Linked DNA regions of Homo sapiens: region 1 is linked to region 2. A link is an interaction called in ENCODE POLR2A ChIA-PET data of the cell type or tissue named here. Cell type or tissue: MCF 10A. All regions are shown on one strand. Links, peaks and the distances in the headings refer to the core of each region. The heading gives the core; the rest is flanking DNA. Region 1 holds the start of HOXA10 (homeobox A10). Region 2 overlaps SKAP2 (src kinase associated phosphoprotein 2).

The links. Peaks named below come from ENCODE experiments on the same cell type or tissue, not always from the same donor. Only the 100,000 strongest peaks of a DNase experiment are listed, where the experiment ranks them.
Region 1: POLR2A ChIA-PET joins it to region 2 with 5 read pairs; 12 of 35 experiments call an interaction of 5 or more read pairs at or near these places.

What each region holds. Positions count from the first base shown.
Region 1 is chr7:27,170,579-27,177,188 of GRCh38, reverse strand. All of the region lies in intron 1 of HOXA10-HOXA9 (HOXA10-HOXA9 readthrough), which reads left to right. It overlaps HOXA10 (homeobox A10), which reads left to right and starts at 2,869. Exons shown (of 2, transcript NM_018951.4): 1 at 2,869-3,840; 2 at 5,016-6,584. The coding sequence starts at 2,883. The coding sequence ends at 5,290. HOXA10-AS (HOXA10 antisense RNA) reads right to left here. Exons shown (of 3, transcript NR_046609.1): 3 at 5,274-5,881. RefSeq lists enhancers at 2,169-2,814, 2,815-3,461, 5,170-5,669. In MCF 10A, for the core only: no CTCF peak of the experiment used is centred there; DNase peaks (open chromatin) are centred at 4,118, 4,618 and 5,228.
Region 2 is chr7:26,672,831-26,679,440 of GRCh38, reverse strand. All of the region lies in intron 11 of SKAP2 (src kinase associated phosphoprotein 2), which reads left to right. Among named protein-coding and RNA genes, the nearest start is that of LINC02860, 38 kb to the right of the region's middle. In MCF 10A, for the core only: no CTCF peak of the experiment used is centred there; a DNase peak (open chromatin) is centred at 4,110.

The DNA.
Region 1 (6,610 bases), core at 3,322-5,821, 500 kb before region 2:
GCCTCCCAGCTCCTCTACTCTTCGGCTGGGGCAGCCTTTTGTAGCAGATGCGATACAAACTGACTTTTGTAACCTTGGTTGGCACGTGCAGGTCCCTGGATTCTATCCAGCCTAGAAGCCCATTTGGCTGCCCTACGGGGCCCTGACCTGAGCTGTCTGCTGCAGGGCACCCAGCTTGTCTTGCCAGCCAAATTGGCAGGGCCCCCAAGTCCCAGGACACTGGGGGACTCTGGAAGACCCAAGGAAAAGACTGAGGGGTGTGTGAACTCCTTCGAAATGATGGATCAAATTGTGGGAATATACAGATATGCATTTTTCACAGAATGAGTCAAAACTTACTTGGATTTTCCAGAAGGGTCCTGACTCCCTAAAAGGTTAGGAAAGATAGGTTAAGATCATTGTCTTTTACTTTATTTGTATAGCCTCCACTATCTCAAATATATACTGGACCTTCCCAGATGTCGGCCTGGGAAGTTGCTTTCTGCATTTAGCCTGGAGAGGCATGACTCTAGGCCCAGGTCCTGGCCCACTGACCTGCCACGGCTCATTATCCTTGAGGAAACCTCGAAGGTCTTGGGACCCACTTGCCAAATGACACAGCTTTTCTGAGAGGCATGGGCAGTGCTGAAGAGCAAAGCTTCCTTCCTAGGCAGCCCCCAGCTCTGTGGCATTTCCAGGTGGCATTGCTAAGGGCAACAGTCCCAGCCAGTTCCACCCTTCTGGTGAGCAGGGTAAGGACCAGGCAGATCCGGGAAGCTAAAGATAGGGCCACTGGCTGCGGTGCTCTGAAGCTTTTCTGCACTCAGGTTCGTCCGTCTCATGGGCCTAGAGGGTAGAGAATTTGCCTTGGCCTTGGGCGCAGGAGCATGCGAAGAGCGAAGGAGAGTTAATGATCTCTTGGCACAGACCCTGTCTTGATCCCTCTAAAGCCGCTGCTGCAGCTTCAAGACCCTGTCAGGCTGGAGAGAACTGGCTTTCTTATTCTCTCTCCCCTCCTGTTTCTCTCTCTTTTCTCTCCCTCTGTCCGTCTCTCCTTCTATCTCTCTCTTTTTCTCTCCATCCTCCTCCTCCGCACCCTGATGCTCAGTCCTTACGGCCGGGTCACCGTGGGGCGCCGAGGTTGAAGTGGCTGGAGCGCCGCGCTAGCGGTGGAGCGGCCTTCTGGGCCCGGAGCTCGGAGCAGCCACTGCCCGCAGCGACCGCAGCTGCTTGAATCTCAGAAGCCAGAGCTGGAGCTCTACCTAGCCAGCTCTCTCTGCGCTTTCAGGGTCCTCTCAGGCTCCTCTTCCACCTTGGGCTGGATTCACACTGGGAGGAAGGAGGCAAAGTGCCGCGTATGACCCGGATGCAAGAGTCTTTCCCAGCTGAAGGCAGCGGCCTGAGCGGTCTATTTCCTGGGATGCCGGCGTTCAGTAATGCCAGCTCCGACTGGGGCCGGAGGGGCGGGCAGGCCTAGAGTATCCTGGAGACCTGTAGCCCACGGGCCAGGGGCAAGGCAGCGACCTCCCGGGCTCCACTGGATCTGGCCGGAAAAGGTTGCATTTCCTGAGACTAGCATGAGGCTCACACTTGGGGGCTAGCACCCCAGGCCGGCCATTTCCAGTTGGCTAAAACAGAGCCCCTGAGCCTGCTGAGCAAAGGGCCTGACCTCCACATGCTCTTATAACAGGACCATGAGCCCAGCCCGGCCTTGCAGGGAAAGGATTTCCTCACCGAGGCCTCGTTAAAATGCACACACTGCAGGAGCAAGGACTGCCCTAGCTGAGGGTATGGGAGGGAGGGGAAGAGGGGAGGGGACAGAGAGGTAGGAGTGTAGTGACACTGGTTCTTGTTGTAGCCTCCAGGAGCATATGAGTGCCAAAGCTAACAGGAGAGCAGGAACATAAAGCAGCGGAGGTGTACACCGGGCACACCCCTCCAAGTCTCTCACTTTGGGCCAGCCAAGGACCCCAAGGCCAGCATTTTACTTCCCCGAAATGACTGTGGGCTTAGAGTCTTCCCTAGGTGATGAGGGGATGCTTGGATCTGGCTCTGGCCTTGGGAGTGGGAGTGGGGCCGTCTTTCCATCAAGGCTGGCAGCCGCTTCCCACCCCCAGTCCCGCCAGCCCACCAAAGTCCACTGACAGGAGTTGTAGAGAAGGCAAGCCGGGTGAGCACAACACCAGAGGAGAAGATCCTAACTGGATCAACGGACTAGGGGAGAAAAGTGTTGGGGGTTAGGGGCTAGGGAACAACCACTGCATTTTGGGGAAAAATCTGTGGATACTGGAAGTAGAGGCAAGTCAGCTTCTAGTTCACTCTGGGCTCCTGACACTCTGAGGATCCTGACGGCCATAGGGCCAGGTTCGCCACTTTTGAGGAGGCAGAATTCAGACAAGGGGCCAGTTCCAGATCCAGAGCTGAATGGGAAGCGCGTGAGTCCCCGACACGGCCGCTTCAGTGGTTAGAGTACACCGGGGACTAGTGGCAGCTTCTGCGACAGGGATGGTGAGCACCCAAGGCAGACTGGGCGCGCACCATAAACACCCCACTTGTTAACTGCGCGGGGCCCAAGGGCCCTTCTAAGGGACCCCGGTATGGGGCTCACGTCCGGGTAGGGGCGGGGCGAGCCCAATGGCCAGGCCCCCCACCAGCCACGTTGGGGCAGCCCCCACAGCTCCCGGCCTTCGGGCCAAGGTGTCGGGGTGCGTCTCCTGGCCCATCAATACAGATTACATATTTATATCAATCGCGGGCTCTGAGGGCGCCCTCGGAGAGCGGCCCCGCGCCTACGAAACCAAACTGGGAGTGGTCGCGCGGAAACTCTGGCTCGGGATTGGCTGCGGGCGCCCGCCGCGGTGCGGGGGGATTGCTAATCGTATTCAGCATGTTTTGCACAAGAAATGTCAGCCAGAAAGGGCTATCTGCTCCCTTCGCCAAATTATCCCACAACAATGTCATGCTCGGAGAGCCCCGCCGCGAACTCTTTTTTGGTCGACTCGCTCATCAGCTCGGGCAGAGGCGAGGCAGGCGGCGGTGGTGGTGGCGCGGGGGGCGGCGGCGGTGGCGGTTACTACGCCCACGGCGGGGTCTACCTGCCGCCCGCCGCCGACCTGCCCTACGGGCTGCAGAGCTGCGGGCTCTTCCCCACGCTGGGCGGCAAGCGCAATGAGGCAGCGTCGCCGGGCAGCGGTGGCGGTGGCGGGGGTCTAGGTCCCGGGGCGCACGGCTACGGGCCCTCGCCCATAGACCTGTGGCTAGACGCGCCCCGGTCTTGCCGGATGGAGCCGCCTGACGGGCCGCCGCCGCCGCCCCAGCAGCAGCCGCCGCCCCCGCCGCAACCACCCCAGCCAGCGCCGCAGGCCACCTCGTGCTCTTTCGCGCAGAACATCAAAGAAGAGAGCTCCTACTGCCTCTACGACTCGGCGGACAAATGCCCCAAAGTCTCGGCCACCGCCGCCGAACTGGCTCCCTTCCCGCGGGGCCCGCCGCCCGACGGCTGCGCCCTGGGCACCTCCAGCGGGGTGCCAGTGCCTGGCTACTTCCGCCTTTCTCAGGCCTACGGCACCGCCAAGGGCTATGGCAGCGGCGGCGGCGGCGCGCAGCAACTCGGGGCTGGCCCGTTCCCCGCGCAGCCCCCGGGGCGCGGTTTCGATCTCCCGCCCGCGCTAGCCTCCGGCTCGGCCGATGCGGCCCGGAAGGAGCGAGCCCTCGATTCGCCGCCGCCCCCCACGCTGGCTTGCGGCAGCGGCGGGGGCTCGCAGGGCGACGAGGAGGCGCACGCGTCGTCCTCGGCCGCGGAGGAGCTCTCCCCGGCCCCTTCCGAGAGCAGCAAAGCCTCGCCGGAGAAGGATTCCCTGGGTAAGCAGGGCTGCAGAGGGCTGCAGTCAGGCGGGCAGACAGGCAGACACAAGGAGGAGAAGGATCAGAAAACTAGGAGCCCGCGCAGCAGCCGGCCGGCCTTGGCCCAAGCTGCAGGCAGGCTGACCTTGTGAACTTGCTTTTTAATATTTGGGCGTGGGGACGCAGTAAAATTCATGTCCGGCTTAGCGCCCCACAGCAAGACGTCCTCGGCGCTGGCCTCAGCTCCCCCTGACTAGGGACGAGGACACCAGCGAGCAGGCCCCCTCCTGTGCGCTCTTTCCTGTGGCCGGGAGGACCCAGAGCCCTGGTCCCTGCCCAGCCTGCGCGGCGCGGCCCACGCGGGGGGAGGGGGAGGGAGGGAAAGTAGCTCGCCCGCAGATAGCGCGGATGTTTGTAAGGCATCCAAAATAAGCAGCCGCCAGCGCCAATAAATAAGCCCATTAACCGGCGAAGTTCGAGTTTACGATCCCCCATGCTTTTTTCAAAGTTGCTGAGGGGCGGGAATCTTCGTTGCGGGAAGAAGAAAAGGCAAATCCGGCCTGGAAGCGGGGGGCCCTGAGCTGAGAGCCAGAGAAGGGCCATTTCCCTTCCCCTGGACCTCGGAATCGCCCAGCTATCTATCCCTGGCTCCTGGAGAAACTTGAGGGAGGGCCCTTGACCCCCGAATCGGTTTTTCCTGCCTTCCCCATTGGACCAATGATGCCCTTCTTTCTCCCCTTATCGAGTCTTGGGCAATCAGGGCCCTGGGGTGAGACAGCCAAGCTGCCTGGCCCATCTTCCAAGTAAGCACCCCGCGCTCCTAGCCTGGGGGCTACAGGAAATGCTTGTCTGCCATATGGCAAGAGGCAAAGAAAAGCGTTAAGTTCAAGATGTACAGCCTGCCCTCCCAGGCCTTTCCTTCTGCAAGCATCTACGGCTTAGCGCTAAAACAGGTGTTTGGAAAAGTGGGGGAAATGTAAATTGGAAGGGTCATGTAGATTGAAGGCCCACTCAATTTTTGTCATGACTTTTGGAGGAACTGCTTGCTCTCAGCAAGCCAAAAACGGGGGCACGACTCTCTTCTCTGTGACTTGGGACATCTCTCTTATGGGAGAAACGGAGGCAATTCACCCCCGCGGGCAGCCCGTGTGGCCTCGACTTAATCATCCCCTCTTTATTCTCTTACATGCCAGGCAATTCCAAAGGTGAAAACGCAGCCAACTGGCTCACGGCAAAGAGTGGTCGGAAGAAGCGCTGCCCCTACACGAAGCACCAGACACTGGAGCTGGAGAAGGAGTTTCTGTTCAATATGTACCTTACTCGAGAGCGGCGCCTAGAGATTAGCCGCAGCGTCCACCTCACGGACAGACAAGTGAAAATCTGGTTTCAGAACCGCAGGATGAAACTGAAGAAAATGAATCGAGAAAACCGGATCCGGGAGCTCACAGCCAACTTTAATTTTTCCTGATGAATCTCCAGGCGACGCGGTTTTTTCACTTCCCGAGCGCTGGTCCCCTCCCTCTGTCTTCAGGCTCTGCCCAGGAACTCGCACCTGTGCTGGAGCCCTGTTCCTCCCTCCCACACTCGCCATCTCCTGGGCCGTTACATCTGTGCAGGGCTGGTTTGTTCTGACTTTTTGTTTCTTTGTGTTTGCTTGGTGCTGGTTTATTTGTTGTTTTCTGGGGGAAAAAGCCATATCATGCTAAAATTCTATAGAGATAGATATTGTCCTAAGTGTCAAGTCCTGACTGGGCTGGGTTTGCTGTCTTGGGGTCCCACTGCTCGAAATGGCCCCTGTCTTCGGCCGAGCTGGTTTCCTGCCCAGCCTGGGGCAAACCTAGCCGGAAGGCCGAGGTCCCATTGTTGGCGCTGAGGTGTCTGGCCTGAGGTCAATGGTGCAAAGGAGCCGCCACCGGGCATGTCTGCCTGGAGTGCTGTGCTGTGTTTAATCAGGGGATACAGGCCCCTGGGTTTCTTTTTTCTTTCTTCCTTTCTTCCTTGGCCAAGAGAAGGGCTTACAGGCATGGACATGCAGGTTGGCAAACGGGCTTGACTTTGGCTGATTTAAAAAGTGAGAAAGAAAGTAAAAAAGGTTAATTTTTCCTTCCTCTGTAAGATATCCCAGCTTTAAAAAGAAAAAAAAAGAATTACCAAGAGAAGGGGACTTCTCTTCCAGTTTCTGTAAGGTCTTACATTGCCTGACTAAAATGTTTCATTTACCTCTAAATTTCCATATCCTTCTGGCTGTAGATAAATAATGTAGTTTTGTTTATGCATTTGGAATTAGTGGATTTTTTTGTCATTAAAATTGTTACCACTGGTAACATGTGACAAGCACACCACAATTCTCCCTATCTTGTGAAGTTGTTTTTTTAAATCGCCTTGAACAAAAAGTTTTTTTTTTGTTTGTTTTTGCTTTCTGAAATTCACAGAAGCCTAGGAGGACTGGGGTAAGCGGAATAAACTAGAGAAGGGAGACATTGTTTGGATTTCCTTTATACTGTGAAGTTACATGCATAAAAGGGTCAAACCTGTAGATGCAGAAAAAGAAAAAAACTATAAATACAAATCTGTATAAATGTCTATTATTATGAAGAATTGCCAATCTTGTTTTAAGCAAATGCATTCTATCGTTATTATAAATGTTAGTTCTAGCTCTATTTACTTCTAATCTTAAATCAGAATAAATTAATATTGTATTGCTGCTGTGCGTGGAAAAAGACGATGTTTATGTTCTTATAGAATAAAAGCTGTGGAATGAAGCTTTTTAATTTTACCTCTTTTTTGA
Region 2 (6,610 bases), core at 2,766-5,265:
CAGGCCAACCTCCTATTTAGTACCCATCTCCTCCTAGGAGTGAAAAGCAGTTTATGGACACAACACCATGTCAGAAAATGTTCTAGTTCTACTCATAGGACTCCTCTTGTTATCTGTTTGTGAACAATATGCTTAAGTACTTCCCTACTTTCTCTTACATAAATTGGAGGAAACATTCCAGAAAAATGTTGGCAGATGAAAGCAAAAGGTGCTTATAGGAGGCAGGCTGGCAGCTGCAGCCCTTGCAATGGCCTGACAGGTAGAGGAAAAGCCAGAAGGCAGTGTCAGAGAGGCAAGGTGAGCAGAGGTGGCAGTGGAGGGGGCTGCTTTGGAAAGGAGCCCACCTGTAAGGCCTATGTGATTTACTTCAGCATGAATAACTAAGAGTTTGGCAGCAGCAAAACAAAACCTTAAAGAAAAGCACTACGTTGATATTTTTTTTAATTCTCAGTTGAACAATTCATGATTTCAGCCTTGAAAATGAGGAACTCCCTCAGTGTGTATAGCATACTTTCACTCTTTTGAGATGTCTTCTTCCTCATCCCTTTAGAACATGGAGCTAGATATTCCAGGGAAATCATTAGGCATAGAGACTAGAGATAGACTACTGATTAAGAAAAGTTTTAGAGTCGATATTTAGTAAATTATAGATAAGTGACAGATGTTCATTGAGTATTCAGCTATCAAGGAACAACCAGCATGCCAGGTATTGTGGCTCACTCCTGTAATCCCAGCACTTTGGGAGGCCGAGGCAGGAGGATCACTTGAAGTCAGGAGTTCGAGACCAACCTGGCCAACATGGTGAAACCCCGTCTCTACTAAAAATAGAAAAATTACCTGGGCGTGGTGGTGCGCACCTGTAGTCCCAGCTACTTGGGAAGCTGAGGCAGGAGAATCACTTGAACCCGGGAAGTAGAGGTTGCAGTGAGCTGAGATTGTACCACTGCACTCCAGCCTGGTGACAGAGCATGACTCCATCTCAAAAAAAAAAAAAAAAAGAACAACCAGTTAAAATTGTAATAAAATGTTATATTCCTCAAATACTTGTTCTCTTTGGGAGAAGATAAGATTCTCTTTGGAAGAGCAGGGTGGAGACCTGCTCATAATAATCAGATTGCCTTATAGTGCGTCCCAAAGTACTCTGTTTTTTTGTTGTTGCCATAATACTTTGCTATACCAATTAGTGGGCAGGGAGTGGGGGAGGGAATGAAAAAGTGTTTATTGAGCATTTACAATGTCCTGTTCTAGGTACTTAATATGCTTTCACACATATAATTAATATAATAACCCTGTGAAGTAGATGATGTTATAATTTTACAGATTAGGAAACTGATGTGCAGTAAGGTTATTATGGAAATTATCTGAGGATACGCAGCTATTAAGTGCCTTCTCCAGGTATCAATACAGGTCTGACCCTAAAGCCTTTTCTCTTTCTACTTTGCTACGGTTAAGTGGGACTTGATTAGGACTTTAACTTTTCTTCTATATCAGAGGTTAATTGTAATTATCACATCCCAGTTCTAAACAACAGCGAACCATGTTATTGACAGTATCTTTTACATAATTAAATCTTGTATAGATGGTCAAAATTATTTCATTTTCTAATCAACAAATATTTGGTGAACACTCATGCAAAGTACTATTTTGAGCAGGATCCAGAAAAGCCACAAACTGTTATTCAAGGAGACTGCAATTAAGTCGAAGAGAAGACCAATGCATAAAATAGATAATAGCAATAAAACACAATGTAGGGTATCAGTGTTGTAGTCCTGGAGAATCCCAGAAGAAAGGGAAGTCAGTAAATACTGGAGTAAGTAAGTAATGAAAGATTCATAGGAAATGGAACTTGAACTGGAACTTTATGTATAAATGGAGTTTATTCATTTAACAAATATGAATGCTTATTTTCTGTGTCTATTACATATAAAACCTAGAAGAACGGCTGTGCTATGGAAAGGGGTGGATGGCTATATTGATGAAAGGGGAGCATAGAGCCAATAGACATCAGTCATTCAGGATCACTTCTTTTTTTTTTTTTTTTTTTTTATTGAGACAGAGTCTTGCTCTGTCACCCAGGCTGGGGTGCAGTGATGCAATTTCAGCTCACTGCAACCTCTGCCTCCCGGGTTCAAGCATTTCTCCTGCCTCAGCCTCCCAAGTAGCTGGGATTACAGGCTCCTGCCACCATGCCCGGCTAATTTTTTGTATTTTTAGTAGACATAGGGTTTCACCATGTTGGCCAGGCTGGTCTTGAACTCCTGACTTCAGGTGATCCTCCCGCCTCGGCCTCCCAAAGTGCTGGGATTACAGGCATGAGCCATCACTTCTCTTTCCTTACCTTGGAGAATGGTAGGCAGCCAGAGAAACCCTGTGAGAAACCAAATCAACCTGATGTTTCCAAGCTAGTTTTTCTACAGCAGCTTACACCACTTTTCCCTTATCTTCGCCTGTACCTTGTGTGTTAACCACACTCTCAACTACTTACTCTTCACTGAACACAGCACATTCTTTTATCTCTGCAGGCCTTCACGCCTGCCATGTATTGCTCCTTTCATTATTCCTTCTGGAGTCTCAGCCCAGCTGTCACTTTCTATGTAAAGTCTCTCAGATCCTGCTGTAGGATTAGTTGCTTCTCTTTTTACAAACTTTTTCCCTCTCTTACCTAACATTCAATATAATGATTACCTGTTTCTCTGGCTTTCTGTCTAAACTTTGAACTTCTTGAGGTAGACACTGTGTCTTAAATATTTTTGTATCCCAATATGTTAACAGTATGGCAGATAGATGTTTACTATGCTTTTACCAAAATACAGTTAACAACAGGAAATAATCCTGACTTCTTAAAAGAACTTAGAATGATAGGATCATAGAGTGAGGGGGACCTTAGTGCTAGCCCTTCACTTTATAGGTAAAGAAATCGAGGCTCAACATAATAAGGGAAAAAGAAATAAAAGCCCAAAGGAAAAATGGACCACTCCTACAGAGACCTCCAAAGACAATGGTGTTTCTGAGGTTGTACTTCCACCTTGGCCCTGAACTTCTTGGCAGCCAAACCAAAAAAGGGAGAGATGGGAGCTAGTAATTTCTTTTAATCATAAAGGAAGGATCTTGGCTTTTCCCAGCACTGGCTACTTAAATATTCTTACATGAATTTCTAGACTCTGCCCTGAATATCTGGCCTCAACAACTTTACATAAATAAGTGCATAAGTGGCAGGTATTGGCCTCAACAAAAACTTTTCATAGTAAATATAATAAAAGATTTTATAAAGGGAATTCTGTGAGGGTCCAAATGTATAATAATTAGACTTATTGATATATATTAAGTACCTAAGTGCACTATTGTAGAGTCTCAATGAAGAATATAAATATAAACAAAAAAGATAAGGAGCTGAAAAAACCAGGAGATTTTCCATTCTACCTGTCATACTATTTTTTGCCTTTGCAAAATTCTGTCTTAACTTCTTTCAGTGCTTACAAGTAAGTTAAACTGAATTCATTTTTTCCAAGAACTGGAATTAGTTGGTCCCTGTTCCAATGTGGACAAATACCTTCTTTCTGCACATGGGATTTAAGCTTTTTAGACAAGGCACATCCCATGTAGTACATTTGAAAACATGGTGGCAACAGCCTGCCACAGGTGGGAACAGCATGCTCCTTCAGATCGCCCACTCAGCTACATGTGAATGCTTCAGAACAAATGCTTGTTTCGTCACTACTACAATTCTTTAACTATGCCTAATATACACAAAAGAAAATACATTACTATTGGAAATTACATTTCTTAAGAAAATATTTAGGATAGTCAACTGGTGCATCATCCAAAATGAAGACTTAGTCTATTTAATCATCTAGTACCTACTTATGGAACATCTTTTATATCTCCTGCAGTGGGAGGCATACAGATTAAGTGTAAGTCCTTCCTCTGATCTTAATGAGTTTGTACTTTATTTTAGTTGAAGGAATAAAACTAATGTACGTAAAATCTACTGAGGAATAAATGCTTAGCTTGAAATGAGAGATATAAATATGGATTAGCTAATTCAGAGAAAAAATCATGACAGCTGAGTCAGGTCTTAGTCATTGGACAGGATTTGGCTGAGGGAGAGGAGATGTCTCTGGGAAGGAAGCACTACATACAGAGGTAGAATGAGTGTAGTGCGGCAGGTTGTATTGTGCCAGCTAGAACAGTGACAGGAAAAGGTTGCCAGCAGGGTGGGAACAAGCTAAAGTCTACAGTTAATGCAGTGGAGAGTTAGTGTAAGTTTTTGAGCAGCAGGGTAAACTGATGAAAAGAGTTCCCGGGAAGAACAGAGAGGCACCATTGATAATGCAGTAATCCAGGGCAAGGTGATGAAGGCCTGAATTAGTGGTGCCAGTGAGAATAAAGTGGAATGGGTGAACCTGAGAACAGTTAATAGAGTCATGTAGGTAAAATACCATACACTGAATACCAAAGTCACTCTCTACTGAGCATGACATGATCTTCTTTGCCTAACATTATCTGCGAATCACCAGTCTGAATGTCAGGTTTTACTCTATGGTATTGTAACTGTCAACTTTGTAGAAATTGGAATTAACTATAGCATGACTCAGGGATATAAACTAAAATTTCTTATGAGAATTCTTACTGTCAGCTTCCTTGTTTTTGTCTCTCTTGCTTTAAAAATGGAGTATACAATGCAAGGAGGAAAAACAGTAATTCTTTGAATTAGAGGAACTCAAAGTCACACCTGCAAAGTAAATTGCAAAGTAATGAGATTGATCTCCGTACACCACTAGAGAACTTAGTGTCTTCAATCAGGTTCCTGAATGGTGGTGCTCAAACATCATGGAGGTCCTTAGAGATTGTGTCAGTTTCCTCATTTAACAGGTTAGGAATCTAAGATTCAAGTAGTTAATGTATAGATAGTAATAGTAAAACGCCGAGGTTGTACAGTTCCTGTTGTGCATTTATAAAGATAACCTTTTGAAACAATGAATGTATGAGAAATGAGAGGATTCTTACAAAGTTTCTAATCGGAGTTAATAAAAAAGAGACTAAAGAGGTAGCCTTGATGAAAGTATTTATACACTTTAAATAGGTATCTAGTTTTCATAGTATTACAGTGTTTATGAATAAAGATATCACAATGAAGAATACTTGGAAAACAACAGTCAAGTCCATTGGTTCTTAAACTTGCTGTATTTTATGTTTTGTGAATAAAATTACTTTCATTTTCACAAAAGGCTGGTGTGTTTTGAAGCACAGATATATGTTTGGAAAAGGACACAAATTTTTTTTAACATTGCAAACACCTGTTGCTTTCAAACACATCGGTAACTAATTTCTGAAAGGGTTAGTACATTATTAAATCTTTTAATGTTTCAGGTTTCTGTTAAGTCAGCATTCTTTTACCATATCATTCGCAGAAAGCGGATTAACATACTCGATAAATGACAGTCATGGTGCTGAAAAAGATTTAAGTAAATGTTGGGGCCTTATTTAAGTGTAAAATAATATTCCAGCAGAGAAAGAAGATTTAGTTAATGAGTAAATATTACTATTATGTTGGATAAAGTCTCTGTTTCACTTTATCATAACTAGTCCTTTTTCCTGCCTTCTTACCCAGTCACTCTTACTGCTCAATAAATATTAATTGGGGACTAAAATTTCAACTACAAAATAAAACAAATAAAATGACTATAATGGTATGAAAATTGAAAACATGGGAGTTAGATCACAAGCATTCACTACCGCCTTACTATTATTTTCTCGGATTACTGGGCAAGTTTGGCTTTTTTTTGCTTCTTTGATTGCCACACTACATTTTGCCTTGAAGCCATCCATTTTGCAGATATTGAATTTCTTTTGAGTACTATTTTTATACAATAAGCATCACTACACCTCTGGATCTTGATAGCATTACTGCAGGAGGAGAAAGCAGCTTTGTGTTAGTAATTACCTAACATTGTCAGAAGCTGACTGCAGGCCTCTTTCTAGTGATAACAGAATAACCGCATAATGTAGCTTTATAGCACATGATTAATAGAAAATAATTACACGTCCTACAAAGGGATGCAATATTTCTTATAAATTGACTAGAATGGTTTCCTGTAGATTAAAGGACTCTTCATTATTTTATCAGTCCTCCTGAAGTACAGTCACTTGCCTATGTTAGCATTTCAGCTGATGTTAAGAGCTGAATAGGTGAAGGATACCAGATGGCAGACCTCCTTGTACCTGAAACCTTGTGTTCCATAAAGATTACATGATGCTTCCTAACATTTCAAAGATTTAGACAACAGCCTGGTATGGATTGTCTATTTTTTGTTTGCTAAGAAGATAAAGTTTGAGAGTTTTCCTTTTTGTTTTTTAAATGATCCACTTGTGACTTTATAGAACAATACTATAATTAGTTTGTGGACTGCAAAACAACATTGTATCAGTTGCATTATTTTCCACTGTAAGTAATATATCATTCATAATCACATTTGTTTGGGGGTGGAAAAGAGGAAAGGCATAGACAGGCAGATTTTCTTTTTCAGAAGGAAACCTTGTACAATATTGAATGTTCAGGCCAAAGTTTAGAATACTGTACTCCAAGAAGCATTTTCATTCCAATTTATAG